Linked DNA regions of Homo sapiens: region 2 is linked to region 1. The links are chromatin loops, found by intact Hi-C in ENCODE. Cell type or tissue: ovary. All regions are shown on one strand.

Region 1 (2,500 bases):
GTGCTCTGCCTGGGTATGGGGTAGAGAAGGGGTGCACTCTGTAATCTGCTCCCTCCTTTCTCTCTTGCCTGACAGGCCAAGATTGGTGCTAGAAGTCAGGGAATAGCCACATTCATCTTTGCCCTTCCTGGCTTTGGAGGAACTTAGAGCCCTTCCTCAAGGGTTTTTAGTAGAGAGTACTCAAGGGTACTGTGTAAGCCACTGAAGAAACACAAGATGGACTCAGATGGCACAAAGAAAAACGACTTACATTTTTTTTTTTTTTTTTGAGATGGAGTTTTGCTCTTGTTGCCCAGGCTGGAGTGCAATGGCGTGATCTTGGCTCACTGCAAACTCTGCCTCCCGGGTTCAAGCGATTCTCCTGCCTCAGCCTCGCTAGTAGGTGGGATTACAGGCATGCTAATTTTGTATTTGTTTTTAGTAGAGATGGGGTTTCTCCATGTTGGTCAGGCTGGTCTCGAACTCCTGACCTCAGGTGATCTGCCCTCCTCGGCCTCCCAAAGTGCTGGGATTACAGGCATGAGCCACCGCGCCAGGCCTTTTTTTTATTTTGAGATGGAGTTTCACTCTGTTGCCCAGGCTGGATTGCAATGGCATGATCTCTGCTCGCCACAACCTCCGCCTCCCAGGTTCAAGCAATTCTCTTGCCTCAGCCTCCCGAGGAGCTGGGATTACAGGCATGCGCCACCATGCCTGGCTAGTTTTGTATTTTTAGTAGAGATGGGGTTTCTCCATGTTGGTCAGACTGGTCTTGAACTCCCGACCTCAGGTGATCCACGCACCTTGGCCTCCCAAAGTGTTGGGATTACAGGCGTGAGCCACCGCGCCCGGCCAAATGTCATACATCTTAATAGTTATGTTTTTTTTGAATATGAATTAGAGCATTAAGAATTAGCACACAGAAGCCAAGATTTCAAGGCTGTCATTGTTTAGGGTCAGGATAAGAAAAAAGTGAATGATTTAGATTTGATTTAAAGAAAAATCTTAAGTACACCTTCATACCTATGGAATGTCGATGTGGCTTGATGGTAAAGGTTGAATGCGAATGACTCATGTTCAGGATAGTCAGGATATCCTGGGTTAGAATTCAGCATGTACTTCTCAGCTGCAAAAGCCAAAAACTGAGAGAAGCTTCCATGGTGCCTGGATCAGGGAGGTCACCGGGGTGTCAATGGTGAGGGAGGGGAGGCTGACCAAAGGCAGGGACAGGACACAACAGCCTTTTCTGTGCAGTCCCTCTCAAACAACACGACAGTAGCCAAGCCCTTCATTGGCCTGTGAAAGCCAGGGGACCTGAACGCGTGTGGGTGGGCCAGCCTCCCCTTCACCCAGGTGGAGCTCCATCCTCACCTCCCAGCCTACACTCTGCTCCCTTTGTGCCTGGAGGCTCTAGACCCCAGGAGATGACTTTTGTTTTTTCTTGGAGCATGCCAAGAATAGGAATGCCTGCTGCTTCTCCTTCAAGAAAAACTGCTGCCTTCCACAGTCTCTGAATTGGTGCCTCCAACACTCTATTGCCCTTACTGGTTTTCATGTAGATTCCCCAGTTCCCCAGCCCTTCCTCTCCCTCACCAGACTGCAAGTTCCTCCAATGCGGAGACTTTGATTAATCTTCATTGAACCTGGGCTCCCATGGTGCCTGGCACTTGGTGGTGCTTACTAAATGTTGAGTGAATGATTGTTGAGGGATGAGTTTCAGTTTGGGATCTGCTGTGTGACCTTAGGTACATTGCTCCACCTCTCTGGGCTTCAGTTAGCTAAGGTATCCTTTAACACTGACATTCCTGGGTCTCTGAGAGGAGCACAGTGTGATGGTAAAGCGCAAAGACTCTGAAGCCTGCAGCATGTGTCCAAATCCTGGCTCTGCCATTTACCATTATTGTTCTCTTCGTGCCCCTTTCTGTAAGTTTCCCCTTCTGTAAGATGGTGATGATAAAGTACCTACTTCATAGGGTTGTTAGCATTAAATGTTTTAAAGTTGGAATGTAAATGTAAACACTAAATGCTTATGATATGTAAGTTCTGAGAACCGGGCCTGTCATAAAGGACCCGTTTATTGTTTGATCTTTGGATAAAATAGCTCACTGACAATGTTATCTTTTAAAAATTTTTTATTATTATACTTTATGTTCTAGGGTACATGTGTACAATGTGCAGGTATGTTACATAGGTATACATGTGCCATGATGGTTTGATGCATCATCACCTCATCATTTACATCAGGTTATTTCTCCTAAAGCTACCTCTCCCCCAGCCCCCACCCCGCAACAGGCCCTGGTATGTGATGTTCCCCTCCCTGTGTCCATGTGTTCTCATTGTTCAACTCCCACTTATGAGTGAGAACATGTGGTGTTTGGTTTTCTGTCTTTGTGATATTTTGCTGAGAATGATGGTTTCCAGCTTCATCCATGTCCCTGCAAAGGATATGAACTCATCCTTTTTTATGGCTGCATAGTATTCCATGGTGTATATGTGCCACATTTTCTTTATCCAGTCTATT
Region 2 (2,500 bases), 290 kb after region 1:
CTGGGGGCATCCACCAGGTCACTGTCAACAAGAGCCTCTTGGCCCCCCTCAACGTGGAGCTGGACCCTGAGATCCAGAAGGTGCGCGCCCAGGAGCGGGAACAGATCAAGGTGCTGAACGACAAGTTCGCCTCCTTCATTGACAAGGTGGGTCTCATAGGAGGAGGATGAGGCCGCACCCTGAGGCCTGAGCAGTTTTCCTGCTGCCTGGGAATGGACTGCACACTGTGGCTGGAAAGGTGCAGCTGGGCCTCAGGAAGGGCTTCCTCACCATTAGGGAAGGAGAGTAGGTCTGTGAGCCACGGAGGACAAAGGAATACATGAATATATCGGCTTCTTTGGCGATTTTGCAGGGAAGGATGGGAAGCTGGGTAAAGAGCAGCCCTTCCTTGACAAAAAAGTGATGAGTTTCTTGAGGACAGCTGGATCTTCCAAGAACATGAAAGGCTAATAGAATCCAGCAGTGTTCAGAGGGAAGGGCTCATGGTACAGGAAGAGACACTTAGTTGAGACATAAGGAAGGACATCTCCTGGGACCAGGGCCGAGCAATAGAAGAAAGCTGTGGAAACTCCTTGAGTGAGTTCTCAGTGATGCCTTGTCCAGAAGGCTAGGAAATGAGCACTTGTAAAGGATCTAGTTTGTGTGGAATGGCAAGGGTGGAGAGTCAAGACATGAGCAAAAATGACTACAACAATCTATGGCAAACCTGGGGAGTCAATGGTGTGTGTCCAGGGGGCATGACTGCACCCATTGTGGTTCCAGGTGTCTGTTGATTTGGGTTCCAGGTACGCTTCCTAGAGCAGCAGAACCAGGTTCTAGAAACCAAGTGGGAGCTGCTGCAGCAGCTGGACCTGAACAACTGCAAGAAGAACCTGGAGCCCATCCTTGAGGGCTACATCAGCAACCTGCGGAAGCAGCTGGAGACACTGTCTGGGGACAGGGTGAGGCTGGACTCGGAGCTGAGAAGCATGAGGGATCTGGTGGAGGACTATAAGAAGAGGTGAGCAGGCTCCACCCGAGGGTCACAGACCATGTTTCCCGTGCCTCTGGGCTCACCTGATCTCTGTGCCATTATTTTTTAGGAGATGGGGGAGTATGCACCAGGGTCAGGAGCTCACATCCCTTTCTCTGGCTAGGGGGAAGGGCCTATCCTCTTTGATGATAACTTCCTGCCTAGTTGATAGGAAGCGGTTCCTGTGCTCCTTGACCCACTGAAATGTTCAGTTGCTGGTGTCGGGAGCCCAATAGGCACCTGGGTGTTTTCCTAACATGCAAAAACTAGGAGACAAGTGAAGCAACTCAGGGATATCTTACTCCTGTCACTAGCCTCTTACTGCTCACCCCAGAGACCCTGCAGGGACCCTGTATCCCAAACATTTGCCTGGCCAGCAGGAAGAGAAAGTTCCTTGGCTAAGGGGGCTAAGGCCATCTACTCTCCCTGCTGGCAGATATGAAGTGGAGATTAACCGGCGCACGACAGCAGAGAATGAGTTTGTGGTGCTTAAGAAGGTAAGAGAGGGAGGAGCCTCCTTATTAGGGTCTCTCGCACCCCCATCTTAACAACTCTGCTCAGGACTTCAGCCCAGGAGGCTGGGGAGGGGGCTGGTGCCTGGTGAGGGGGCTGGTGCCTGGTGAGGGTGGAGTCATAGTCCTGGCCTCCAGTGAGTTGGAGAGGAAAGACACACACTCAGGAAATGGACAGAGACAGACAGAATTCTGGTCTGGGAACTGTGAAACTCGGGTCCAGCTCAACCTTGCTGTGTGACCTGAGGAAACCTACTACCTCTCTGGGCTTTGTTTTCTCCAGGCATAACAGAGCTGCCCCATCCTCCTTTCCCTATTCCCAAAGCTTCAGGCAGCCTGAGAAGAAATTGATATTGAGTGAGCTTTCCTTTGTGGGTAGAAAATAGAAAATCAGGTGGCTTTGAGGCAGGAGTTGGGCAGGGCAGCTGTGGGATGAGGGTTGCATCCCCCAATGACTCTGGGGCCTCTTGGCAGGATGCAGATGCAGCCTACGCAGTCAAGGTGGAGCTTCAGGCCAAAGTGGACTCACTGGACAAAGAAATCAAGTTCCTCAAGTGTCTGTATGATGCAGTAAGGACACTCCTGTCCCCCCACCCTCACCCTGCCTCCTTCCCGACTCTTCCAGGGAGATACCAAAAGGAGAGATTTAGGATCAACAAAATGAAAGATGTTTTGGTAGAAAGGTACAAAACCCTGCACCAGGAGACCATGGAAGTGCAGGATGCTGGTCCTTGGAGGCCATACATACAGGAGGAAATTGATCTTGATACAATAGTGGACTTGCCCACGGGCAGGAAAAGATAACCCAGTGAGGTCTTACAAAGCACAGAGCCTTGGATTCTGTGAAATTGTGGAAAATGCATTATTCACCCGTCTGCATGTGCCAGCGGGCATCTGCCATATGCAGGGGTTCCTGCTGCTGTTAGCTGCTCTCCCTCAGCTCTGCAGACACATCCCAGAGGGCACTTCTTCCCCC

The links. Hi-C counts contacts between places; a loop is a spot of excess contacts. Peaks named below come from ENCODE experiments on the same cell type or tissue, not always from the same donor. Only the 100,000 strongest peaks of a DNase experiment are listed, where the experiment ranks them.
Region 2: it touches region 1 in a loop (5-fold over the local background); 25 of 110 quality-filtered maps call a loop at or near these places.

The regions. Positions count from the first base shown.
Region 1 is chr12:52,856,229-52,858,728 of GRCh38, reverse strand. No RefSeq gene overlaps it. Among named protein-coding and RNA genes, the nearest start is that of KRT78, 8.5 kb to the right of the region's middle. In ovary, no CTCF peak of the experiment used is centred here; no DNase peak of the experiment used is centred here.
Region 2 is chr12:52,570,953-52,573,452 of GRCh38, reverse strand. KRT74 (keratin 74) reads left to right here. Exons shown (of 9, transcript NM_175053.4): 1 at 1-146; 2 at 786-1,000; 3 at 1,449-1,509; 4 at 1,999-2,094. Among named protein-coding and RNA genes, the nearest start is that of KRT74, 1.6 kb to the left of the region's middle. RefSeq lists an enhancer at 1,016-1,185. In ovary, no CTCF peak of the experiment used is centred here; no DNase peak of the experiment used is centred here.